Linked DNA regions of Homo sapiens: region 2 is linked to region 1. A link is a contact called in ENCODE POLR2A ChIA-PET data. All regions are on one chromosome and are shown on one strand. The core of a region is the stretch at or near the end of the contact, and the rest is flanking DNA. Distances in the headings are between cores, read along the strand shown. Region 1 overlaps PEX14 (peroxisomal biogenesis factor 14). Region 2 holds the start of DHRS3 (dehydrogenase/reductase 3).

Region 1 (5,332 bases), core at 1,426-3,925:
GCAGGCCATGAGCACTAAATGATCCTTCTGTTCCTCAGAGGCCCTGCCCAGGGAAGGGGAAGATATCCTTAGGTAGAGAACCAAGAGGGAACCTGCGAGGGACACTTGGCTCCCAGGCCCTAGGAGTAATTACCCATGTCCTAAGCAGGCTATCGGGCCACCCCTCACTGCAGTTCAATTAAAACGGCCAGAAACTTTAGAATCCTTGTTCAAGCTGTCGGCTGGAACAGGGGAACACACTGGTCTTTGGTGGGAACTGAGACCATGTTGACTCAAACCCCGCCACCATCCTGTTCCCACCTTAGCCTCAGAAGGGTAGAGTATTATGTGAACAGCCTGTGGTTTTCTGATTTCTAGAATCAGGGATAGCAGCTATGTTAGAATCAGACAACCAGCCAGGTGGGTGAAAAACAGCATTCTATGTGGAATCCTACCCCAGTGTATATACAGAACTCACTTTCAAAACTCACAGCCATCAATTTGTTAACTATTGTGAAAACACGCTATTTTCTCCCACTCACATCATAGAAAACACTCTCACACTCTCCTTCATTGGAGGCATACAGGAAAAAAAATGTATTCTAATATAAGTCAAAGGATGGCTCACCCTGAAGGCCAAAAGAGACCAAAGGCCTTTTATAAAAGAAGGAAAAGGGCCGGGCACGGTGGCCTACGCCTGTAATCCCAGCATTCTGGGAGACCAAGGTGGGTGGATCACGAGGTCACGAGATCCAGACCATCCCAGCTAACACGATGAAACCTCATCTCTACTAAAAATACAAAAAATTAGCCGGGCGTGGTGGCACACGCCTGTAGTCCCAGCTACTCAGGAGGCTGAGGCAGGGAATCGCTTGAACCCGTGAGGCGGAGGTTGCAGTGAGCCGACATCACGCCACTGCACTCCAGCCTGGCGACAGAGCAAGACTCCATCATAAAAAATAAAAGTTAAAAAAAAAAAGAAGGAAAAGAACAGGGAGCATTTCATTTAAAAACGATCCTATGCATCTGAATATATTGTTCTTTTTCATTATAACTAGCTACTTCTAAAATTAGTTCAGTTGGATTTAAGGATTTGACAAATGTGGAATATAACCACCGACGCCAGTGCAGGTTTCCAACCAACACCCCTGAAGTTAATGCTGGGATTCTGCTATGCTTCAAAGCAGGCGAACATCAGGGATCCACCCCACCTTCATTAAAATTCCACAATCTGTCTGCCATCCTTTGGATGAATCCACAGAAGTCTCTGTTTCCCTGGCCAGGTGTTTCAACACCCAGCAATGCTCATGTCATCAATCAGGTGACTTAGTCAAGTGCCACAGTGTTGGGTATCAGAAAAAAAGATCCAGAAAGTCCTGGTCTGAGAGCTCTAGTCCTTAAAAATTTAGACTTGGGCCAGGCACGGTGGCTCACGTCTGTAATCTCAGCACTTTGGGAGGCCGAGGAGGGCAGATCACGAGGTCAGGAGGTCGAGACCATCCTGGCTAACATGGTGAAACCCTGTCTCTACTAAAAATACCAAAATTAGCCGAGCGTGGGGGCAGGCGCCTGTAGTCCCAGTTATTCGGGAAGCTGAGGCAGGAGAATGGCGTAAACCCGGGAGGCGGAGCGTGCAGTGAGCCAAGATTATGCCACTGCACTCCAGCCTGGGTGACAGAGCAAGACTCCGTCTCAAAAAATATATATATTTAGACTCAACACCCCACCTAAGCCATAAGACTGAGCAGAAATTCTAGTATGTGACACCTCTGGAGAGAAACAGGTTAACACAATCAAGCCTCTCTTCTGGCAATACACGTGTTGATGAGGTCCTGCAGTCCACAGAAGACTTGGAAGTCAAAGAGGTCACAGGTCCCAGAGACCACAGAAGTCAGAGGTCCCACGGGCCACAGAGGTCAGAGATCTCACAGGCCACAGAAGTCAGAGGTCTCACAGTCCATGGAATTCAGAGGTCCCTGGGTCCACAGAAGTCACAGTCCCACGGTCTATGGAAGTCAGAGGCCCCACAATCCACAGAAGTCATAAATTCTAGAGTCCACAGAAGTCAGGAGTCCATAGTCCACAGATGTCAGGGGTCCCTCCATCTCTAGAAGTTATAGGTCCTACAGTTCATGGCAGACTTTCCTAGGAAAATTTAAACTCTGATGTGCATGGTCATTTCCATTTCTAAACCCTACACAAAAATCTGAGGGGAGACACGCTCAATCAGATAGCATTAAAGCTGGAAAGAACGCACCATGATGTTAGCAAAAACCACTTCAACTACTCATGCCATTAGAGTCATCAAAGGGGGGAGGCAGGAAGGAAGGGAGGGACAGAGAAAGAGACAGTAATGAAAGAGAAAATAAGTCTGAAAAGAAAGGAGAAAATAGAAATATAAAAGATTAGAAAAAACAGGAGATAACAAAATAAAAAAGACAAAAACCTCACTTTGGCATTTACAGTTTAAAGCTGTCAGGGCATTTTATGAAATGACAGTTGCAATAAAACAAATAGAATGGTGAGTCATCTGGGTTCCAACTTCTGAGTCAAAAGGGGCTGTTTCTAGACAAACCAGCAGCTCTGCTGCCTGCACATTTAACGATGCCTATCGGTGCACCACAGCTACGGAACAGGATGTGGAGAACGAGGAGGTGGGAGTGAGCATTGTCTTTACTGGTCCCAGTGTCATTGCAAATAAAGACTGTCAAGATTTAAACCATAATAATGGAAAGGCTATAAAGGTCTCAGTTATAATGTTTCCTCTGATGTTCCCTTTCATAAAATGGCCTCTTTATGTTGCTTGCGTAGCAGTCATCCACTGAACATCGGCATATGTGTGGCCCAGTGGGAATGTTGCACCCTAAGTTCCTAGCAGGACGCCAGGCAGCAACTGTGCAATCCAACTCCTTGGCTCATCATCTCCATCGCACATAAGTGAGCACACACACTCACTCATTCCACAAATATGTATGAGTGCCTATTTTCTGCCAGGAGCTGAGCAATACGGTATATGCCCAACCCATACAGGGCTTAGCAAAGTGCCTAGGTGCCAAACAGCCAGGAAACACACATGCAAAATATATACGGCCATACAACACAGGGACTCCTTTCCTACTTTGGCACCTAAAAGTCTTACATAAGTGCCTGGCAGCCTAGCAGGAAATGGGACTTTTCCTTCTCCATGCCAGAGCAAAGTAGATAAGCTGGAACACAAATCAGATAAATGCTCAAAAAGGGGGCTTAATATGGTGCCCACAAAGACTTGCCTTTACTTGGACACACCAGACAAAAATGCACAGAAACCTGCTGTTTCAACAGAATTATTTATCTGCAGCCTGCCATCTAACCATTCTAGGCACCAGGGAACCTCAAAGGAAAATACAAACAAAACCTCTGCAAATTAATACTTTGTAGACATGCCAAGGAGGCATGAACTAAGAAAGACACCAGCAGCACGTGTAGGGATGAAATGAGGCTGAAACCTGTAAACCAGGGAGCCGTGTGATGCAATTAGAGATGCCAAAGTCCAAAATTAGGAAAGGATCGATCTAGTCAAGCCCAACTTGGTGGCAGGTAGAGAATAACTCACATTTCTAGGTGGGCAGCCTGTGCCAACCACAAACCATCCCTGGGCTGCCTTCCCTGCTGATCTATAATTGGTGGGTCAGTGATGGAGCTACCAATTATCTTGAGGCCCCCTGTATTTAGTTCACAGACAAAGGGAAGCAGGAGAGACCAGTTAGTAATGAGTAAGTAATGGCCACGAAAATACATTGTATTATACAAAGCTGCTTCGGCAGGAAAAGCCATTTGGAAAATAAAGCGTAAAAGAATAAAATAAGCTGGAGAAACTCAATTTTCTCCTCCCTTCCTCCCAAAGCCACACTTAGGATAAAATGAGGTTTGTGCAGGTTAATCCTTAAGAGGTAAGAAAAAAATGATTAAATACATTTAAAAAATCAATTGTACATTAAACCAAATCCAGGAACTGCAAAAACAAACACGGCAGCGTTCCTCCAGCCGGCATTAGCTCTGCCAGTCTGGTCAGTAGGGGATACCCCCACCTGATGGAGCCCGCTGAGGTCACAGAAGACAAGCAGAGAGGAAGGGGAGAGAACCAGGGCTGGGGAGTGGGATGGGACCACAGATCTGGATTTCACTGGAACTGAAGTTATTTCTAGATATTATAAAGAAATAAAATGCCTTACAAATGGGGCTCTGGGGACCAGGCTGAATTCTTCAAAAATCCAATAGAAATAATAATAATGAGAATCATTTGATAAACAGAAATTATAAACCACCTTACTGTCAAATGATGTGCCACTATTTCTCGTTATTTCTTCTGTTTATTAACAAATTCTATTAACTGCCATTTTTCAGACAACAGAGAGCTGGAGAGGTGAGGTTAAGAGGCATGCCTTTGCCGGGCGCGGTGGCTCACGCCTGTAATCCCAACACTTTGGGAGGCCGAGGCAGGCGGATCATGAGGTCAGGAGATTGAGACCATCCTGGCTGACATGGTGAAACCCCATCTCTACTAACAACAAAAAAAAATTACAAAAAAATTAGCCGGACGTGGCGGCGGGCGCCTGTAGTCCCAGCTACTCGGGAGGCTGAGGCAGGAGAATGGCGTGAACCTAGGAGGCGGTGTTTGCAGTGAGCCGAGATCGCACCACTGCACTCTAGCCTGGGCGACAGAGCGAGACTCCGTCTCAAAAAAAAAAAGGAGGCATGCCTTTGTCTTTCAGGAATGCCACTCTCTGCAGTGGAGCTGGATGGAAACTCCCACCCTTCCCCAGTACCCTGGGATCTTCAGATGAAAGCCTGAAAGAATGCAAAGCCACAAGAAAGTGGCCCTAGGTCACCCGCTCCTCCCTCAGTGGAGTCAAGGCTGAGAATTCTTAGCTAATCCTAAATAAACCTCACATGGCTGAAATGTCACGGCCAATTTGCTTCCCCGTGTGGACTGCAACCATCTGGTTCTGCCTGCAACCAGCCTTTCTCCTCCTGGGCACCTGCCTCAGCCACACAGCTGGAAGATCTGGCAGGCAGGAGCATTCAGAGGGCACAGTAGGAGGTGCACTTCTGGGGGGGAGGGAGCTGGGACTCACTCTGACAAGGCACAAGTTGCCCATATGTCAGTCTTGGGCCCCCAATCTAAAAATCTGGCACATCCAAGGCCGGGCGCGGCAGCTCACGCCTGTAACCCCAGCACTTTGGGAGGCCGAGGTCAGGAGATCGAGACCATCCTGGCTAACACAGTGAAACCCCGTCTCTACTAAAAATACAAAAAAATTAGCAGGGCATGGTGGCGGGCGCCTGTAGTCCCAGCTACTCGGGAGGCTGAGGC
Region 2 (5,332 bases), core at 1,535-4,034, 2.1 Mb before region 1:
CCTTTCACATTTTCAGGGACAGACCTGGGATGTGAAATTTCAAACTCTGCCCTGAGTTAAATTCCAGGAGAGGGTACAAGAGCAAAGGATAAAGGCTGGGGGAGGGAGGGAAAGGCAGAGAGGACGTGTCCCTGCTGTTCTCACTGAAGCCAGGCCACACGACCCTCAGGGCCAGCCTGCTGAACTGTGCACACACACATCACCCCCACACAAGGTCTCCTTGGCCCCATCTTCCCAGGGACCTCGGGGGAGGGCAACAGAGGAGGTGACAAGTTTCTCTCTGAGCAGTTGATGCTGGGAGAAACGTGTGGCTTGCAGAGCTGCCAGTCCCACAAAAACCACATCCTGAAAGATGGACCAAGTAGAAAAAAAGGCCACCATCCACCTCAGGCCAGCTTCTGGAACTGTCAGTTCCTTTGGGGAATGTCTGACATGTTCTTTTTCCCTCTGATTTCATCCCAAACCTTTTGAGAAGCAGGTTGCGTGGCATTGCACAAGTTACTTAGATTTACTGAGCCTGTTTCCTCCTGCAATAAATGGGCACGAGCCTCCCTGGGCTGTTAAGGAAATTCAATCAGAAACTGTGTAAAGGCCCTGAGGCACTAAAGGCCAATTTGGGTTCCCGACCTCCTTCCCACCGTCTGCCCTCCATCCCAGGCACACAACCAGAGAGATGTAAGAGGGACCTAACGGTTACCCAGCCGGTCTGGCATCTGACCGGGGTGAAAATGCATCTCTGTATATGAGTTGCTTCATATCTTTTGGCTTTAGTTTCCCCAGCCATAAAAGTGTGTTTGGGGTGGGGGAGGAGGACTATGATCTTCACAAGCCCTTTTAGACTTGGGGTGTTAACCTTACATGAGAGAAATGCCTGGAAGAAAAGCATGGCTAGTTAGCAGGAACGCCGCTGGGTTGGAGGCCGGGCAGCTCGGAGGCGCAGTATCCTATCTGGGCCACCAGGCGGCTCCGAGGACAACAGATGAGCAAAGCCCGCTTTTGCAGCCTGGTTCTGTCTTCAGATCTTTCCAGGCTTCTTCGCAGGCCTGGCGGACACCAGCCGCTGCTGGGTGGGAAAGGCCTGTCACTCCCAGGCTGGAATCGCTTTCCCATTTTTACAGACCTCGAAGATGAGAGGAGGCCGTCACCACAATGGATTCCGGCCCTGGGGTCTGATGGAGACATTGGTCCGCCCTTCGGTCAGACTCTTGGGGGCGTTAGGGGGGTGGGGGGGTCTCTGCTCTGCAACCCTTAGCTGAACCCCATCCTCCACTTCTCTCCTCCCGTCTGGTCAGAGTGGGAAGAGGTTTGGATTGGGATCCCCCCTCCTGCACTTCCTGGCTGGGTAACCTGGACGATGGGATAACAGTCCCCCGATTGCAAGGTCAGGGGAAGGACTGTGTCAGAATATAGGCCCTCAGTGCAGGACAGTTGCTCATCCTAAGCCTCTCCTGCCTTTTGCTCTTCCAGTGGCTTTTCACCCAGAAGGAAGATCCTCCCCTGCAGAACCTCTCCCCAGAACTAGGTCTTTGCAGGTGACGAGGTAATCCCAGCCTCCCCTCCCCGCAGATCAGCGTTTTTCGAAGTGACTTTCTCACCAGGCGGAGCATTGAAAGTACCGATCCCAGCGCACCCAGCCCTGCTGAATCAGAATCTCTGGGGGTGAGGCCCAGGAATCGCCGTCTGAACAAGTCGCGGGCTGGAAACGGCTGCCCCAGATTACAGGGCAGCTCCCTGCTTCGCTCTCGCTCCTCCGGCCCCGGGAACGTGCAGGGGGGCGGGAGGCAAGTCCCATCAGCACTTTGAACTGGGGCTGCTTTTTAGTGACTCACCTCCCAGACTTCCTGCAACAGACAACTCTAAATAGCTCGGTCCCACCCTCCAGCAGGGGAGACATTCCGGTCGGGAAGGGCAGGAGGTTAGAAGGTGGGTGCCCCGCCAGGGCAGTCCAGGGAGACCCAAGGACAGGAGACGCTGGCTGCACAGCACAGGGGCGCACGAATAGGACGTTTTGTTTACAGGCTTTTGTTATTAAGGAAATTGGTGTCAGTCAAGGTAATTCTAGCTCAGATGAGCAATAAATATGCTCCCAGCTAATCTTGTGGGGATTTTATTGGCACTCGGAGCAGAGGTTCCTTTACCTTGACTACTCCCTCCCCTCAAAGCAAAGTCCTGCTCCCCAGCGGCTTCCCCCTAAGCATCGTGAGGCACTTGGGTCAGGCTTTTAAAAGTCCACTCTACGTGAACACAGAAGAGGTCCGGGCAAAGGTGAGGAGTGGCTTCCTGATCCTACCTGGAGGCCGAGGATGACCAAATGACCTGAAATAAAACCCTGGGTGACCTGGTTGGATCAAGGCATACGCAAGCTCCCCCGGGCCTGCTCCACACTCGGGGTGATCACCTGGCCCGCGGGCGGCCCGGGCAAGGAGGAACGTCTCGAGAAGGCAGCCGGCTCGCCGGAGTCGGTTCCAGCGTGTTCGAGTTACAGCTGCGAGCCCTCAGGGACACCGGCGGCAAGTCCCGGCTTGCAGAGAGGGGAGCCAGTCCCGGGAGAGCGCGAGTCCCGGCGAGCCCGAGTGCGCGCCTTATGCGCGCTCCCCGCGACGGCGCAGGGGGAGGGGAGGCCGCAGCAGCCACTCAGAGGAACGGTAGTGAAGCCTCCCAACAACTTTAACTGTCAATCAGACTTAATGGGGTATTGAAAAAATGGGGGAAAAAGGGGCCGCCCTCTCCGCGACGCGGCTGCCCGGGGAGCGAATGAATAGGGCCGCGCAGACCAAGGCGTCCGATCCACGCGCGCTCCACACCCGGACCCTCTCCAAGTTGGAAAGGACAAAAAGAAGGCAATAAATGCTAAAAAGGGAGAGAAGGGGAGCTGGATCGAGCGGCAACTCCCAGCCTCTGCTGGAACAGAGAGGGAGGGAGGGAGCCGGAGCGAGCGAGCGCGCGCGAGGGCGAGCGCTGCACGTAAAGAAACTGACACCCGGACCCCCCACTTCTCCTGCACGTTGCTGGCAATCAGATCGCGTTTAAGCAATTTCCTGAGCCCAAGAATAGCAATGAGTCGGGAGACTTTCGCGGGCTGAAATTGGGAGCTCCAAGCACTTTTTCCCCCCACTTTTTTTTTTTTTTTTTTTCTGGAGACGGGGTGGGGGTGGGGGCGCTACAATTTGGAATCAGCTTTTTTTTTTTTTTTTTTTTTTTTTTTAATCTTGCACTTTGAAACCGCGGGACCGAGGCAGGGTGCGCGCGTGTGGTTGGTGCCTTTTTTTTTTTTTCTTCCCCTCCCTAAACTCCTCTGTCAGTCTGTAAACATTACCTGAGAATTCCCCAGCCGAAACGGCTGCTGGGGCAAGAAACTTCTTGTTAGAACTTTCCACCTCCGGCTTCCCCCTCCACCTCTTTTACCGTCCCAACCTTAGGAGACGCTTTTTCTCCCCCAGAGGAGAATTTATCTTTTTTTTTTTTTTTTTTTTCTTTTTCTCACCCGGTGCTTTGCATTTGGGAAGAGGTGATTTCAAGAGTGGCCAGGTGGGACGCCTCTCTCCTCCTTATTCGGTTTACTATTTATTGTTCGGGGTGTTTTTTAATTCCTGTATTGCTCGGCCCGGGGAGTTTCGCCCCCTGCCCGGCTCCGCGGCGCGGAGGATGGTGTGGAAACGGCTGGGCGCGCTGGTGATGTTCCCTCTACAGATGATCTATCTGGTGGTGAAAGCAGCCGTCGGACTGGTGCTGCCCGCCAAGCTGCGGGACCTGTCGCGGGAGAACGTCCTCATCACCGGCGGCGGGAGAGGCATCGGGCGTCAGCTCGCCCGCGAGTTCGCGGAGCGCGGCGCCAGAAAGGTACCAGGCACTGCGACTCCAGGGAGTGGGGGGCCGCAGGGGCGGGGGTAAGCCCACCTGCTGCCGCTGCGGGATCCCGCGCCCGGGAGCTGAGAGTCGCCGGCCACCCCACTTCTCCGCGCCACCCACGAGTGCTGAGCTAGTCGGTTTCACCTTGTAAATTTCCCGGGCACCGGACTGTCTTTTTTGGCAGGTTCAGAGTTGATCCGCTCCTTTGGGATCGGTGGCTGGCTGACTGGCTATTCACCCCCACCCTGAAACCTAAGAGACCCACCATTTCCCACATTCCTGCCTCCCAAAGGAAGGTGTTGTGCCCCCCTCCCCCGCCTTCCCCCCTTTTTCTTGCCGCCACCCTGGTGAGTGCAGGGTGTGCGCACTCCTGGGTAGAGCTGGGAGCCGCCTGCTAGCTGGCGCCTCGTATTTTCCTTGGCAACCCGCTACCCAGCCCCAACCTGGGCGGCTGCAGCTCTGAAGACACGAGAGAGGGTACTTGGTTTGGGTTTGAAAAGGGAAGAGCGGTCTTGTATGCAGTAGTCTGGCCGGACCGACACTGAGAGGCCCAGGTGTTTGGAAAGCAGGAAAGAGGAGGCCAGGGTAAGCAGCTACTGATAAAGAGCCCTTGTTCTCACCTTCAACCCTGTCCCCTCCCCCCCAGTACACCCCCCAGGGATCCCTCCCCATTTAGCTGGAAGGTGGTGCTGCAAGGAGGGTCCTGCCCACCAAACACGGCCTTTAACTTTTTGGTGGTCCTGGCACCCCTTGCTCCAGGTTTTGGAGACCTGGTGCCAGAGTGGGGAGAGTGGGCAGGCTGTCACCCAACTCCCAGCCCAGGCCAGGCTGACTCACGCGGTGACCAGAGCCATCAGGAGAGGGAGGCAGGCCAGGCTGTCTCCAGCCAGCCCTGTGAAGAGGAAGAGCGAAAACAGGGAATTAGTTTGAAACTTAAACTGTTGTGAACTAGGGGGGTGAAAGGGCCGCAAAGCCAGCTGATCTGACATGGAGCCGCATACCTTGGGGATTAAGTAAATATGTACTGTAGAAAACCAAACCTGCATGTAATTCCAGGTTGCTTTTGTTTTGTTAAATACTGCCCTGAGATTTACAATTCCTCCGGGGTGGCTCTGACTGGGACTGAACTTTGGAGCCTGAACTATCAGCCAAAGCCGATCCGATTAACTCTTCCCTAGCCGGGCTGGCCGGAGCCTGTGGTGGCCAAGCTAGCAGGGGTCTGGCTGTCCAGGACTCCCTCTTCTCCTTGGGTGGTTTGGACAGCCGCTTGACCTTGCATTTGGAGGGGGAGTTGGGAAGCGTTTTTAACCCTTGGACACAACGAATAAGGGGAAGTCAGAGTTGTTCTCAGCAGTTTCATTTCCTTGAGGCGATGCCCCATAAAAGGGCTCCTGAAGCTCTTTGTGAAGGGGACTGAAAAGGGCAGATGAGGGTGTCCTTTGGGGCGGACGTGGGGTTTGGGACAATTGCATGTGATTGTCAT

Evidence for each region. ChIA-PET counts read pairs that join two places held with the same protein, here RNA polymerase II (POLR2A).
Region 2: POLR2A ChIA-PET joins it to region 1 with 15 read pairs in T-cell. The contact joins the promoter of DHRS3 here to the enhancer-like site in region 1. POLR2A ChIA-PET finds 5 or more read pairs at or near these places in 2 of 52 experiments (T-cell and naive thymus-derived CD4-positive, alpha-beta T cell).

Annotation. Positions count from the first base shown.
Region 1 is chr1:10,508,319-10,513,650 of GRCh38, reverse strand. The region is part of intron 2 of PEX14 (peroxisomal biogenesis factor 14); the gene reads right to left. Among named protein-coding and RNA genes, the nearest start is that of PEX14, 36 kb to the right of the region's middle. RefSeq lists an enhancer at 4,295-4,983. Within about 2 kb of position 2,675, at least 19 of the 41 ENCODE cell types and tissues checked have a DNase peak (open chromatin) inside an H3K27ac peak, as active enhancers do.
Region 2 is chr1:12,615,662-12,620,993 of GRCh38, reverse strand. It overlaps DHRS3 (dehydrogenase/reductase 3), which reads left to right and starts at 2,784. Exons shown (of 6, transcript NM_004753.7): 1 at 2,784-3,840. The coding sequence starts at 3,646. RefSeq lists a silencer at 777-1,028 and enhancers at 1,264-1,895, 1,896-2,527, 2,528-3,159.